Linked DNA regions of Homo sapiens: region 1 is linked to region 2. Evidence: read pairs that join two places in POLR2A ChIA-PET (ENCODE). Cell type or tissue: GM12878. All regions are shown on one strand. Links, peaks and the distances in the headings refer to the core of each region. The heading gives the core; the rest is flanking DNA.

Region 1 (8,117 bases), core at 1,359-6,358, 180 kb before region 2:
GGATATGGTGCCACAACTAATTAGCAATCAAACCTATCGATTCTACCTCTTGGATTATATATTTCCTCCATTCCCTTCTCTTCATCCTGTTTAACCTTTTTCATGTCAGCTTCCACTACAAAACCTCCTAAATGGTCTCCCTGCCTTTGCTAATACCAATCTTTCCCAATCTTATCAACTCCAGTGACTTTTTCTAAAATATAATGGGATCATGTCTCTCATACTTTACAGCCTGTAAGATGAAGTCCAACTACCTTAACAAAGCACACAGGGCCATCAAAAACTAAACCTTATCCTGGGGCCTAGCACATAACAGATGCTCAATAAAGGCTAGGTCAACAAATGAATTTATCTCTGGTTTAGGAAAGAATGAAGCCATATGGGCATTACAGCAAACCTCTTAGTTCACCTCACAGATGGGCCGCCCTCATGAAACCCTAAACCAGTGCCAAACCACACCAATGTCATACTCAACGGAATTTAAGTTCATTTTTCTTCATTTTTTTTAAAATATGTAATGCTTCATGAATTTGCGTGTCATCCTTGTGCAGGGACCATGCTAATCTTCTCTGTATCATTCCAATTTTAGTGTATGTGCTGTCAAAGTGAGCACTTAAGTTCATTTTTTATGATGTCATTCTTAAATTGAGACAGACTAGTTTAATACATGACTCATTATTTGGCCCCAAATCTTCAGACTTGGTTTAATTTAGTGGAGTTACATTTTGGTCCTGGAACATTTGAGTAGAAGCAGAGAGAATGGAGGATCTTGTTTCACTTACATCAGAAGATAACTGTGTTTGAGTAGTGGCTAATTCTGCTGCTTCCTCACAGAAGAAAATAGGAAAATCCCTGCCTGCTACTTCTTCCCACACATGCTCACACTGTTTTCAAGTGCATGGGAAGTAAGCCTTTTCTCCTCCAACCACTAACCTTTATGTTGAAGGTGACCACAGTGCCATTTGCCAGTCCCGCATAGAGGATTCGCCATCTACTGTGGAGGCAGAGGACCCGGTCTTCCAGCTGTAACTGCTCCACACACTCTCGGCTCTGATAAAAGCACACAACCTTTAATCAGCAGAGGGTACTGGCAAATGAGATGTCAAAAACAATTCCTCCAGAAAGCAGACTTTAAAATGACTCTTATGCGGAAGAAAGTGTGACATCCTCTATTTTGTAGGGGACTATCTTAGATCTGTTTCTCCTTTGAAATATGAGGCCTAAGACTTCCAAGCTGTAGGTAATATGAAAAATAAACATAAATTCTAGTAATGTTACCCATGTTTCTAACTTAGAATGTAGAAATTCTTCAAAGGGTACTATGAGTTAGGTCTTAGCCTCTTAAATTAAGAGGCCAAATATAAAAGACAAAGCTCTATTTTGACATCTAAAGAGGAAAATCAGGATTATAGTTATATATTTGATAAATGCACTAATCAAATATGTGGTTTTCCGCACATGATTCTCTATTTCAATAGCTCCCAAATGTCTCCTTCAAACTGGTGCCAGGTTAGCTGGGCTAAATTACTCAAGAGGCTTTTAAAATACATAGAACCCAAGCTCCAACCCCATCCCTGAGACTCTTAATTCAGTGGGCTCTAGAATCTGTGTTTTAAAAAATTTCCCTAGTAATTCAGATGCACATGCAGATTTAATACCCACTGTTTGATCTGACCTTCAAAAAACGATTTCTTTTTGAGACGGAGTCCTGCTCTGTCGCCCAGGCTGGAGTGCAGTGGTGCGATCTCGGCTCACTGCAAGCTCCACCTCCCCGGTTCACACCATTCTCCTGCCTCAGCCTCCCGAGTAGCTGGGACCACAGGCGCCCGCCACCACGCCCAGCTAATTTTTTGTATTTTTTTAGTAGAGACGGGGTTTCATCGTATTAGCCAGGATGGTCTCGATCTCCTGACCTCGTGATCTGCCCGCCTCGGCCTCCCTTACATGCATGAGCCACTGTGCCCGGCCAGAAAACGATTTCTACCAATTTCCTCCAACTAGATTGTACTAGCAAATCTCTTTATCTAGAACCAAGAATTGGGACAGGACATAGTAAATTCAAAATTTGTTGTTGAGGCCGGACACAGTGGCTCATGCCTGTAATCCTACACGTTGGGAAGCCGAGGCGGGTGAATCACGAGGTCAGGAGATTGAGACTATCCTGGCTAACACGGTGAAACCCTGTTTCTACTAAAACTACAAAAATTAGCTGGGCATGGTGGTGCGTGCTTGTAGTCCCAGCTACTTGGGAGGCTGAGGCAGGAGAACTGCTTGAACCACGGAGGCGGAGGTTGCAGTGAGCAGAGATCAGGTCACCACACTCCAGCCTGGGCGACACAGCGAGACCCCGTCTCAATTAAAAAAAAAAAAATTTGTTGTTGAATGATACTGAAGACCCAGGTGTAGCTTTTTAAGTGGGCTTGGCTGTAGATATTAAAATCAAGATGGTTACAATTGGGTAGGATGAGAAAAGCTGTGGCTTGTCAAATCCATTGGTCTCGTCTCCCAACCTTCTTTCATACCTAAAAGAGTCAGTCACTTAAATTATTCAATTTCTCCCCTGAAAAAATCACAAACATAAGTGCCATATATGAAATTGTAAGATACAGCAAAAGACAGTAAATATGCCTAAATATTAAGATTCATGTTGCTTCCCATTAATCCTATGAGATCTTTTGTAACTTTATAGGGGAAATTGAACATTACATAGCAATAAAAAAGGAACAAACTATTGGCACATGTACCAATACAGATGAATTTTCAAACATTATGGTGAGCTAAAGCTAGACATAAAAGAACACATGTGGTACAGTTATACTGATATGACAGCTAAGCACAGAGAAAAGTAATCTATGACAGGAGTCAAAATAGTGATTAGCTTTAGAAGAAGGTTATGCCCAGGGAGGCATTTGAGGGAAGCTTCAGGGCTATGAAATGGTCTACGTTTTGATCTTTGTGGTAGTTATACAAACAAATATCTGCAGAAAAATTCATCAAGCTGTATACTTAAAATCTGTGTGCTTTACTGTATGAAGTTATGTCTCAATGTTAAAAAATGGTTACAAAATCTTTTTCACTAGTGTACGGTCCTGCTATGCCAAAGACTACACGTTAGAACCCTTAATACTGAAAAGCCTTTTAAAAGAGTTTTTGCTAATATTGTGAGTAAAAATGGTATTCCTTGTACTTTGGTTTTAATTTGCATTTATTTGCAAGATTGTATTTTTTTCAGTTATTTGTTATTTCTTTTTAAGAGACTTGCTTGTTTTTTGTCAATGTATGTTTAGGGATTTACTTATGTATTTGTTTTTTGAAAGACAAGGTCTCGCTCTGCCTCCTGGCTAGAGTGCAGTGACGTGATTACTGCTCACTGCAGCCTTGACCTCCGAGGCTCAAGGAATCCTCCCACCTCAGCCTCCCGAGTAGCTGGAACTACAGGCGTGGGCCATCGCGCATGCCTAGTTAATTTTTAAATTTTTTTGGAGAGATGAGGTCTCGCCATGTTGCCTAGGCTGTTCTTGAACTCCTGGGCTCAAGCGATCCTCCCAACTTGGCCTCCTAAAGTGTTAAGATTATAGGCATGAACCACTGCACCTGGCTATAGGAATTTAAAGGTGTAAGCCCCTTACAACATATACCAAACCTGTTTGTCCTATCTTAAGTTACGGCTTTTCCCCCTGGTTTTATGTAAGACTATTTATTACCAAAATATGCTTACAATTTTTTTTTACAAGTTTGTATAATTTTTTACAGGTTTGTACAAGTCGCCTAGCTAGGCTTGAACTCCTGGCCTCAAATGATCCTCCCACCTCAACATCCCAAAGCACTAGAATTACAGGCATGAGCCACTGTGCCCAGCCTCTTTTTCTAGTTTCTTGGATTTTAAAGCTTTCTTCTTTTCTAATAGAAGCAATTAAAACCACGAATTTCCCTTTTAGCAGTGCTTTAGCTGCATCCTACAAATGATACGTTGCATTTTCATTTAGTTAGGTATTTTCTAATTTCCCTCGTGATTCCTTCTTTGAACCACAATAATTTAGAAGTATCTTATTTTCATCTCCCTATATTTGGGGATTTCTTAGATTTCTGTTACTGCTTTCTAATAAATGTCATTGTGGTTAGAGAACATACTTTGTATGATTTTGGTGCTTTTAAATTGATTGAAATTTATTTAATAGCCCAGCATGTGGTCCTGGTAAATGTTCTATGTGCACATTCTTGAAAAAAATGTGTATTCTGCAATTTTGAGTGGAATGTCCTATAAATGTTAATTGGATCTTGATCGTTAATGATGTTATACGGTTCTTTTTTTTTTTTTTTTTTCTTGAAATGAAGTTTTTCTCTGTTGCCCAGGCTGGAGTACAGTGGTGCAAATCTCAGCTCACTGCAACCTCCACCTCCCAGGTTCAAGTGATTCTCCTGCCTCAGCTTCCTGAGTAGCTGGGATTACAGGCACGTACCACCAGGCCCAGCTAATTTTTTTGTATTTTTATTTTTGTTTATTTATTTTTTGAGACGGAGTTTACTTATTTTTTCAGACGCACCACACCCAGCTAATTTTTGTATTTTTAGTAGAGATGGGTTTCACCATGTTTTTCAGGCTGGTCTCAAACTCCTGACCTCAGGTGATATGCCCACCTTGGCCTCCCAAAGTGCTGGGATTACAGGCATTAAGCCAACCACAGCCAGCCTAATTTTTTTGTATTTTTAGTAGAGATGTGGTTTCGCCATGTTGGCTAGGCTGGTCTCGAACTCCTGACCTCAAGTGATCCACCCGCCTCAGCCTCCCAAAGTGCTGGGATTACAGGCATGAGCCACCACACCCGGCCAGTGTTGTACAGTTCTTGTATATCCTTCATGGTTTTTTATTTAGTAGTCTATCAATTATTGAGAAAGGGTTGTTAATGTCCCCAACTATAACTGTGAATTTGTCTACTCCTTTCAGTTCTATCAGTTATTGTTTCACGTATTTTAGAGCTCTGTTATTAGGTACCTGTACTTATAATTGTTATATCTTTCGGGTGTGCTGACTCATCATTATGGGATATCCTCCTTTCTCCAGTAGTATTCCTTGTCTTTTTCATTTTTTAAAGGGACAGCGTCTCACTCTGTCACCCAGGCTGGAGTGCAGTGGCATTGTCATAGCTCACTATAACCTCAAATTCCTCAGCTCAAATGATCCTCCCACCTCAGCCTCCCAAGTAGCTAGGACTACAGGTACATATAACCACGCTTGCCTCATTTTTTTATTTTTTGTGGAGACGGGATCTCATTATGTTACCGAGGCTGGTCTGGAACTTACAGTCTCAAGTGATCCTCCCACCTCAGCCTCCCAAAGTGGGATACAGGCATGAGCCGCAGTGCCCAGTCACGTGTCTTAAAGTCTGCTTGCTCAATATTAACATAACCACTCCAGCTCTGTTACTATTTGCATAGTATATCTATTTCCATTCTTATTCTTTTACTTTCAACCTATTTTGTCTTTACATTTAAAGTATGTCTCTTTGCCTGGGCATGGTGGTGCATGCCTGTAATCCCAGCACTGTGGGAGACCAAAGCAGGAGGACTGCTTGTGCCCAGGAGCTTTAGAATAGCCTAGGCAACATAGCAAGACCGTATTTCTAAAAAAAAAAAAAAAAAAAAAATTTAATTGGCAAACCATAGTGACATGTGCCTGTAATCCCAATTTACTCGGGAGGCTGAGGCGGAAGGATCACTTGAGCCCAGGAGTTCGAGGCTGCAATGAGTTATGATCACGCCACTGCACCCTAGCCAGGGTGACAGGCCAAGACCTTGTCTCAAAAATAAAAGTGTGTCTCTTGTAGACAACAAAGATTTTGATGTTACTTTTGTATCCAGCCAATTTCTGTCTTTTGATTTTAGTGTCAGTTCACTCACATTTCATATAATTATTAAATATGGGTAAATTTAGGTCTCCAATTTGCTATTTGCTTTCTATTTGTCTCATTTTTATTCCTCTATTTCTCCTTCTACCTTCTCTTGTATTAAGTATATTTTTATTTATTTATTTATTTTTTTGAGACGGAGTCTTGCTCTGTCGCCCAGGCTGGAGTGCAGTGGCGCAATCTCGGCTCACTGCAAGCTCCGCCTCCCGGCTTCACACCATTCTCCTGCCTCAGCCTCCCGAGTAGCTGGGACTACAGGCGCCTGCCACCACGCCTGGCTAATTTTTCGTATTTTTAGTAGAGACGGGGTTTCACCGTGTTAGCCAGGGTGGTCCCGATCTCCTGACCTCGTGATCCGCCCACCTCGGCCTCCCAAAGTGCTGGGATTACAGGCGTGAGCCACCGCGCCCAGCCTTAAGTATATTTTTAGCTCACCATTTTAATTCCTCAATTGACTTTCTAAGCTCAATTTCTTTGCATTGTTCTTTTTTTTTTCTTTTCTTTTTTTTTTGGACAGAGTCTTGCTCTGTCGCCCAGGCTGGAGTGCAGTGGCATGATCTTGGCTCACTGAAATCTCTGCCTCCTGGGTTCAAGTGATTCTCCAGCCTCAGCCTCCCGAGTAGCTGGGATTACAGGTGTGCGTCACCACACCCGACTAATTTTCATATTTTTAGTAGAGACAGGGTTTCACCAGGTTGGCCAGGCTGGTCTCACACTCCTGACCTCATGATCCTCTTTGCATTATTCTTTTAGTAATTACTCTAGGGCAGTATTTCTCAAAGTGCGGTCCCCAAACCATCTGCATCAGTATCACCTAATAACTTATTAGAAATGTAAATTCTTTTTGTTTGTTTTGGTTAATTTTTATGCTTTTTTGAGGCAGGTTCTTGTTCTGTCACCCAGGCTGTAGTGAAGTGACACAAGCACAGCTCACTATAACCTTGAATTCCTGGGCTCAAGTGATCCTCCCACCTCAGCCTCCCAAACAGCTAGGACTATAGGTGTGCATCACCACACCCAGCTGATTTTTATTTTTTATAGAGACAGGGTCTTGCTATGTTGCCCAGGTTGGTCTTGAGCTCCTGGCCTCAAGCAATCCTCCTGCTCTGGCCTCCCAAAGTGCTGGGATTACAGACATGAACCATAGTACCTCGCCTAGAAATGTAAATTTGGGAGCTTGATCACAAGCCTACTGGATCAGAAACTCTGGCAAGGGCTGCATGTGGTGGCTCACGCCTGTAATCTCAGCACTTTGGGAGGCCAAGGTGGGAGGACTGCCTGACCTCAGGAGTTCAAAACCAGCCTGAGCAACATGGTGAGACCCTGTACCTTAAAAAACAAAAAACAAACAAACAAAAAAAACACCTCTGGGAGTGGGGACCAGTAATATGTGTTTTAACAAGCTGTCCAGGTCACTGTGATGCACACTAAAGTTGTGAGCCAGTGCCTCTAGGGATTATATTTTTAAAATTATAACAAGCTAGTTCAAATTAATACTTATTCCCAGTAAAATATAAGATCCTTGTCCTAGCACAGCTCCATTCCCTCCCCCTTCTTTATGTTCCTGTTATCACATATATTCCACCTATGTTATAAACTTAATGATAGTCATAAATTCTGCTTCACATACCTCCATCTTTTAAAGAAATTAAAAACATATTGTATATAATTTTAAATGTAATTTTCTCATGTCTTTCAGTGCATTTAGGTTTAAAAAACTCTCAGAGGAGATGTCCATTTCTAATTCTGCAGATTTAAAAAGTTTATACATTTTGCTCTTTTTTTTTTTTTTTTTTTCCTGAGACGGAGCTTCGCTCTTGTTGCCAAGGCTGGAGTGCAGTGGCACAATCTCGGCTCACTGCAACCTCCACCTCCTGGGTTCAAGTGATTCTCCTGCCTCAGCCTCCCAAGTAGCTGCAATTACAGGCATGCACCACCATGCCTGGCTAATTTTGTATTTTTAGTAGAGACAGGGTTTCTCCATGTTGGTCAGGCTGGTCTCAAACTCCCAACCTCAGGTGAATCCACCCGCCTCTGCCTCCCAAAGTGCTGGGATTAGAGGCGTGAGCCACTGAGCCCGGCCTACATTTTTCTCTTTATTCTATCTAGGATTAGTTTTGACATATGATATGCATAACATTTATGGCAAAGACCAAGGAAGGTATATTATTAATAGTAGGAAGTGAAAAAATACTGGTGGAGAGAGACAGA
Region 2 (8,117 bases), core at 2,148-7,147:
TAAACTATAAATTCCTTCCTTAGTTAGCTTGACCTGTGCCCAGGAGTGAACAAGGTAGCCTGGAGGTTAGAAGTAAGATGGAGTTGCTTAGGTCAGATTTCTTTCACTGCCATAACTTCCTATGTCAGATTTTTCACTGTCATGATTTTTGCAAAGGCAGTTTCAGTCTGTCTGCTTCTACTTGTTTGATCCACGCTTCTCTTACCTGTCTCTTAAATCAACATCAAATTTGATTTTTTTATTTGTGGAAGCTCATAAGGTCATATAATATGTGATTATTCTACCTCGTTCATTCATTCAGCATGCATTTACATAAAAATATGCCAAGAATTGTGCTAGGCACTGGAAATAACCAATAAGAACCAACATTGTATTTGTCCTTTAAAAACTAATAGTTCTTGACAGAGACAGATACTAAAGAGAGAATTACTCCACAGTGTGGTAAATGTTATCATATTTTAACCAAGGATTTGAAAAAACGTGAAGAGGGAGGAAGATTGTTTTTGTCAGGGGAGGAAATCTAGTTCATAGTATGATTGCTTTATTCAGGATCAAATTGATTTTTTTTTTTTTTTTTTTTTTTTTTTTTTGAGACAGGGTCTCTCTCTGTCCCCCAGGCTGGAGTGGAATGCAGTGGTGTGATCTTAGTTCACTGCAGCCTTGATCTCCTGGGCTCAAGCAATCCTCCCAACTTAGCCTCCTGAGTAACTAAGACTACAAACATGTGCCACCACACCTGGCTAATTTTTTATTTTTTGTAGAAACAAGGTCTCACTATGTTGCTCAGGCTGGTCTCTAACTCCTGGGCTCAAGTGATCCATCCACCTCAGCCTCCCAAAGTGCTGGGATTACAGGTGTGAGCCATCGCGCCTGACCTGGATCGAATGGAATTTAAATCCATATATTCTGTTCCAAAGATGAGAAGGACATTTCTTCTTAAATCTTGAGGGTGCTGTTTCATGTACATAAATTTAACCTCACAGCTTGGTGAGTTTCCAAAAAGATCAAAGACTTCTCAAAGCATCATATGAATTATTCACTAGTCCTAACATGGAGCTCTCTCCTGAGTTTTATTCTGGATGCCATTTAATCTTATAATAAAATAGATATATGAATCATTTGGTTGAGGCTGCTACTTAGCATATTAACTTGATGTATGGTCATTATAGAGGGGCTGGATTCAGATGTTTGAACTACAGCGAAAACCTTTCTGCAGGAAAGGCAGAGTTGACAGTTTCTTATTTTTCAAGTATGAGGCAAAGGAACATGAGCTATTTATAGACTCACTTCCGCAACAGACTGAACACAATAGAAGCCTGAAATCAAATGGTGACCAGATGTGCCCAGGCATCCCCCAAGTCTAGGTGTCAAAATTATAAAAGACAGAGCCCCTGGGGAATTGGTTTCAGGGCAGAAGCAGTGCACTTAAGCCCATAAGATCACCATCTGTATACAAATAGCCCCTTAAACAGCTGGTCCTCAGGAGTGGAAGAGGTAAACAACAGTGTGTTCAAACTCACTTTTCTTGCTTCTCTTCCTAGAAGTGGGGGATAATCCCTTTGTCAATAACTTTATTTCCCAATTCTTGTCTCTCTAGTTAGGCAGTTAGAAAAGATACAGCTGCGTTCTGGGGATATGCGCTGAATTGGTGTCCGAGGAAGATTAATGCAGCTTCCATGCAGTTGGTGGAGATCATGGTTCTGCTGAGATGAGAAGACATCTGACAGGGATGGAAACCCATAATTACTTTTCTTTCTTTACTGTTCCTCCCCTGTTAAACTAATTTCATCTTGTTTGTGGTGGTGTTGTGGCGATGTTTAAAGCACAAACATGTCGTGGTCTCTGGCTGGTATTGCTTTTCCTTTTCTCCCGCATCAGAGATTTTAAGAAAATACAAACAACTTCCTCTTTCCATAAACATCTGGAAACATTCCCATGGAGTTTAGATTCAATTTCAGGGTTTGGAAAAGTTGTACTTAATTTTGGAAAATGTTCAAACCAGCTTGCTTCAATGGGAAGGGAGAAAAGAAAATAGCACTTTTTGAGAACCTACAGTCTTCCAGGTACTGTATTGAGTACTTATCACCTTCACAACAACCCTGTAAAGTGGGTTAGTACTCTGTTTTACAGATGTGCTTACTGAGGTTCAGAGATGAAGCCCAGTTTTAGTCCATTCTACTGTCTCACCACATCCTGCTACCTTTGCACTCCTTCTCTGTGCTAACCTCTAATACTTGGAGTATGACATGAATTAGCTGACAATTGGAAAATATTGGACTGTTAAATCTTGCATTTACTATAGGAAAAGACCAAGAGTCATGAATATAGAACATGTGTTTTCAAGCCTCTCTATTGGCCCCTCTCTCTGAGATGTGCAGAACACCACCTATTTTTAGTTTTGTTTTTTGAAACAGGGTCGGACTCTGTTGCCCAGGCTGGAGTGCAGTGGTGTGATCTCAGGTCACTGCAACCTTCACCTCCTGGGCTCAAGCCACCTTCCCACCTCAGCCTCCCAAGTACCTGGGAACACAGGTGCGCACCACCACACCCAGCTAATTTTTGTATTTTTTTTTTTTTTTAAGATGGAGTTTTTCCAAGTTGCCTAGGCTGGTCTCAAACTCCTGGGCTCAGGTGGTCCTCCCACCTCAGCCTCCCAAAGTGCTGGGATTACAGGTGTAAGCCACTGCGCCCAGCCTATTTTTAGTTTTGTATCCAGAGTAAGTGCTTGTATACATGTACAGTCAGGGTGCTTTCTTCTGAATCCCCTGAGTAGACCTAACTGACCCAGCTACTCTCTAAGGCACAAAAAATAGCTCACCCATTATAGCAAATGGATGCTTCATTTCACTCATTCTGACCCAGAGGCTGGGTTTTGAAGTGTACTTCATTGATTGATTGATTGACAAGGTCTCACTCTGTCTCCCAGGCTGGAGTGCAGTGGCGTGATCATAGCTCACTGCAGCCTCTATCTCCCGGGCTCAAGTGATCCTACCACCTTAGCTTCCTGAGTAGCTGGGACTACAGGCATGTGCCACGTCCTCCACATGGAGGAGTCTAAAGTCTGTGCACAACCCTGTAACCATTGTGCTCTTTTTCCTTCCCAGCACAACCCTGCATTTTTCTGGTGCTTTTTTTTTTTTTTTTTTTTTTTTTTAAGATGGAGTCTCTCTCTGTCACCCAGGCTGGAGTACAGTGGTGCGATCTCAGTTCACTACAACCTTCGCCTCCTGGGTTCAAGCAATTCTCCTGCCTCATTCTCCTGAGTAGCTGGGACTACAGGCATGCACCACCATGCGCGGCTAATTTTTATATTTTTAGTAGAGATGGGGTTTCACCATGTTGGCCAGGCTGGTCTCAAACTCCTGACCTCAAGTGATCTGCCCACCTCACCCTCCCAAAGTGCTGGGATGACAGGTGTGAGCCACTGTGCCCACCCTCCTGATGCCTCTTTTTCTGAATAGATTCTTTCTCATCTGTGGAGTACCCTAGGAATTCCAGTTTCATATTAGAGAGGGAAAGAATAAATACAGGACCTCCAGACTGAATCTAGGAGAATCTTAATATATTATACACACACACACTTATACACACACACACACACACACACACACACACACACAAATATATATTTGAATATAATTAAATCCTATATTGTTTTACAGGTTTTTCCTAAATCCCACCTGCTTCCAAGTATTTATTTTCTAGCAAGTATTTATTTACCCCCCTCTGATCAGTATCTTCCACATAGAAGTACTTACACAGTAGGGAGGATGAATCTCTTAGGCATTTGTCAGCTCCGTTAGGATTTTTAGAGGTTTACTATGTTTTATTGAAAACCAGCCTCAAGTTCCTGATTGACTGTCCAGGTTTGTGTCAGTATATTTCTTAGTTGTCACTAACAAGTAATTGTGGAGCTGAGTGCTCACCCCCACCCCCCGCAGGTCTCTTTTCCATTATCTTATTTTTTGTTTTTTTGCATACACTTTGGTAAGTTGCTGAGACAACCTTGAGAAACACCTTTGTCCAGGGATATGGGCTAAGGCTGGAGTCAGGCTTTGTTTGCTTGGTTGAAGTGACTTGCTATGAAGGGCTGAGGTGTAAGAAGTGCCACAGACGAGTGTGGTTAGAGATCTTGTGACTCTGGCATGCAGCACTGCCCTTCTGCAAGCTAGTCTTTAGGATTGGAGGAGGGTAGTGTGGTTTGTGGGTAGTGTGGCTTGAGGGAAGACAGGACCCTGCCAGCCGGATGCGTGAGGTGGATGCTGTTCAGATGAACACATAACTAATCTCTTCAACCAGACCCTGGATTGCCAAGAATGATATGGGCTTCACCTGGGCTGGCTGAACCCAACAATGAAACCGGAATTGTCTCAGAGGCTCAGCTCCCTTGCTTCTCTTACATTAAGATTGGTCTCTAGAGACCCATTTAGACTAAACAGTATTAAAAACAGGAAATTTGCTCCTAGCAGCCTGATTGCAGGAAAAGTTTTTTCCACATAGGCAGGAATGAATGTTAAGAACAAAAACTCCATCCTCCAGGCTTGTTTTCTTATATAAAATTATTAGCAACCAAAAAAACTTGAAGCATCTTTGACATATTGGACTACCTCTCAGAGTGCTGACAGGACCCAATACCAAAAGGTGATAAAGAGCTCTTGTGAACACAATCAAAAATATGAAAACGGTGCTTTGTGGAAGATACTGACCTGGTAATGTTTATCTTGCCTGAAGATCAAATATGTGGAAATTAATGCAGAAAGGATTGGGGGAAACCTAAAGAACAGCTATAATTTAATTTTAGTCAACACTCATTTATTGTGACTATTCTGGATTCAGTCCATAGATTATGTATTCATGTATTCAGTCAGTGTTAACCGAGCATGCACTGTGCGTTGTTGCTGGGTGCCATGTCCCAGCTTCAGCCTTAGATGTGTGAGATCCTCTTTCCTCTTTGGTACCTCAGGGGCTTGCTAGGGTTTTCTTATGACAGTTCCGGGCATCCCTAGATCTAGAGACCAAACTCCTGGGACTGCTGCTCTTTTGAATGATTTTGCTGCTGAGGATAGTGGGGGGCGGGAAGGGGAATATATTGGAAGAAGAGAAAGGGGACAAAGAGAAAACTAAAAGCTAGAAAGGAAATGCTTTTTTTCTTCTGTGATGTCATTCTGCCCAAATAAGTCGAGTGTTGAAGAAGGCTTCTAAGCCCTCAGAACGTGACCCAAGTCCTCTCTCTAACCCTGGCTTCTATTCATAACCCTAATGTGGCTCAGTCAGTGTGTCATGAACACACTTCTGCAGAAGAGACGGTATGGTCAAAAGATTCTTTAGTAGATCTGTGTCATTTCTTTGCTTGTGAGGAAACAACTATTTTTAAAACTTTTTTTTTTTTTTTGAGATGGAGTCTTGCTCTGTCACCAGGCTGGGGTACAGTGGCACAATCTTGACTCACTGCAACCACTGCCTCCCAGGTTCAAGCAATTCTCCTGCTGCAGCCTCCTGAGTAGCTGGGACTACAGGCACGCGCCACCACGCCCAGCTAATTTTTGTGTTTTTAATAGAGATCGGGTTTCACCATGTTGGCCAGGCTAGTCTTGAACTCCTGACCTCGTGATCTGCCTGCCTTGGCCTCCCAAAGTGCTGGGATTACAGGTGTGAGCCACCGTGCCCAGCCCTGAAATTTTAATTTAAGTGAAGGTGACAGTGGTTTCTGGCTAACTAGTTAATCAGAAATGTATTTGAATAATGGCTGGGTGTGGTGGCTCATGCCTGCAATTCCAGCACTTTGGGAGGCTGAGGCGGATGGATCACTTGAGGTCAGGAGTTCCAGACCAGCCTGGCCCATATGGCAAAACCCTATCTCTACTAAAAATTCAAAAATTAGCTGAGCATGGTGGTGGGCTCCTGTAATCCCAGCTACTCGCGAGGCTGAGGCAGGAGAATCACTTGAACGCAGGAGGTGGAGGTTGCAGTAAGCTTAGATCACGGCACTGAACTCCAGCCTGGGCGACAGAACGAGACACTATCTCCAAGAAATAAAATAAAAAATAAAGAAATGTGTTTGAATAAGAGTCTCATTTTGTGATCATTTACGTAAAAGCAGCATAACCATTGCTTTATGATAGTCATTTTTGCTGCTCGCTGAATATTCATTGCCCTTCATCTTCTGCTGCTAGGATTTCACTTCCCAGCCCCACTTGGTTAGGTGGGGCCATGTGATTGGTTCTAGCCAGTGGGTTATTAGCAGAAATAATGTCTGAGCCTTTGATTGCTGGGATATGACCCTCTAAAGCCCTCTTTCCTTTCGGCAGCATGATCAGCAACATTGGAGATGGGTTGTTCTCTCAGTTGGGCCCTAGAGAAGCTGTAACAATCAGTGTCCCCTACTGACTCCTGTGTAGCATAAGCCAGAAATAAACTTCATTGTTTAAACCACTATTCTTTTGGGGTTTGCTGCAATAGCCAAACTTATACTTTCTTTTTCTTCTTCTTTTCTTTTTTTAAGACAGAGTCTCACTCTTGTCGCCCAGGCTGGAGTGCAGTGGCGCAATCTTGGCTCACTGCAACCTCCGCCGCCCGGGTTCAAGCTTCTCCTGCCTCAGCCTCCTGAGTAGCTGGGATTACAGGCACCCGCCACCACGCCCGACTTATTTTTGTACTTTTAGTAGAGACGGGGTTTCGCCATGTTGGCCAGGCTGGTCTTGAACTCCTGACCTCAGGTGATCCGCTTATCTCAGCCTCCCAAAGTGCTGGGATTACAGGCGTGAGCTACCGTGCCTGGCCCAAACTGATTCTTTCTTAACTGATAGATTACTCACTGTTGAGTTTGTTGAATGGCTTTAACTTTGATATAGTATCAGTCACAGTAAGAAAATGGGTCGAGGTGATCTGTATATGTACTTTCATTTTATTTTCAATGATAAATTATTTTAATGAATTTCCAAGGATTGAAAGTACCCAGGACTCTCTTAGTCTTGCTTTTTTCCCCCTTTTTCTATGGAAACCCACAAATCTATTCTATTTTTTGAAGTTGGCTCTAAAAAGGACTTTTGCCCTACAGCAGGGCTTGGCAAACTATGATCTGTGGGCCAAATCTTGCCACCACCTGTTTTAGAAAGTAAAGATTTTTTGAAATACAGCCATGTCCATTAGTTTATGTAATATTTGTGGATGATTTTGTATACTACAAAGATGGAGTTGAGTAGTTGTGACAGAAACATTATGATCCACAAAGCTGAAAATACTTGCTATCTGGCTCTTGATAGAAAAAGTTTGCCAGTGTCTGCCTTGTAGGATCCTTAATTATTAGGAATGGAAATGTTCCCAGAGGATTTGCCTCAATTGTTGGAGACATTCTCGTTCTTGGAAATTCCACCTGATGGAAGGAAAGCCTTCTTTTGGATCTTTAGTCCAGCATCACCTTTTAAATATACTATCCTTTAGACAGAGACACAGCTTACCCTTCTTGGGTTTTGCCTATGACTAGATAAAGACTCCCTCAACCTTGATAATCATGCCATCTTTTATACTGCCACCCTCATTGTCCTTGTCCAGGCCAGCTGCTGGGCAGACTGCTAACATGTCCACTTCTCATACAACTGCTCTTCAGTGTGTCTACTTTATGCTTGTTGCTGTTGGCTGTTAAACTTGCCATTGTATTAGGGCTTTTTCAGGATACAAGGACGAGGGGTGATTAGGTTATCTCACATTGTGGGTCATTAAGGCTATGTGGGGAAATAAACTGGAAACTGTCAGCAGTCACACAGCCAAGCCACATGACACTGGAATATTATTTATTACTGCTCAGAATTCAACAGTAACTATAAGAGACTAATGGTACCTCTCTCCTGTCAAGAACTCCCCAAAAGAGTTGATCAGTTAATCTTTGGCATACCCTTATTAACATTATTATGATTATTATTAGAGACAGGGTCTCACTCTGTCGTCCAGGCTGGAGTGCAGTGGCACAATCATGGCTCACTGCAGCCTCAATCTCCTGGGCTCAAGTGATCATCCTGTCTCAGGGCCTTAGCCTCCTGAAGTAGCTAGAACTACAAGCATGTTCCACCACACCTGGCTAATCTTTATATTTTTTGTAGAGACAGGGTCTCTCTATATTG

What was found. ChIA-PET counts read pairs that join two places held together with the same protein. Peaks named below come from ENCODE experiments on the same cell type or tissue, not always from the same donor. Only the 100,000 strongest peaks of a DNase experiment are listed, where the experiment ranks them.
Region 1: POLR2A ChIA-PET joins it to region 2 with 5 read pairs; 4 of 35 experiments call an interaction of 5 or more read pairs at or near these places.

What each region holds. Positions count from the first base shown.
Region 1 is chr15:42,427,085-42,435,201 of GRCh38, forward strand. ZNF106 (zinc finger protein 106) reads right to left here. Exons shown (of 22, transcript NM_001366845.3): 15 at 934-1,050. It also overlaps the pseudogene RNU6-188P. Among named protein-coding and RNA genes, the nearest start is that of ZNF106, 60 kb to the right of the region's middle. In GM12878, for the core only: no CTCF peak of the experiment used is centred there; no DNase peak of the experiment used is centred there.
Region 2 is chr15:42,604,067-42,612,183 of GRCh38, forward strand. All of the region lies in intron 3 of STARD9 (StAR related lipid transfer domain containing 9), which reads left to right. Among named protein-coding and RNA genes, the nearest start is that of STARD9, 33 kb to the left of the region's middle. RefSeq lists an enhancer at 4,977-5,246. In GM12878, for the core only: no CTCF peak of the experiment used is centred there; a DNase peak (open chromatin) is centred at 4,195; H3K4me3 peaks cover 218 bases; H3K27ac peaks cover 1,211 bases.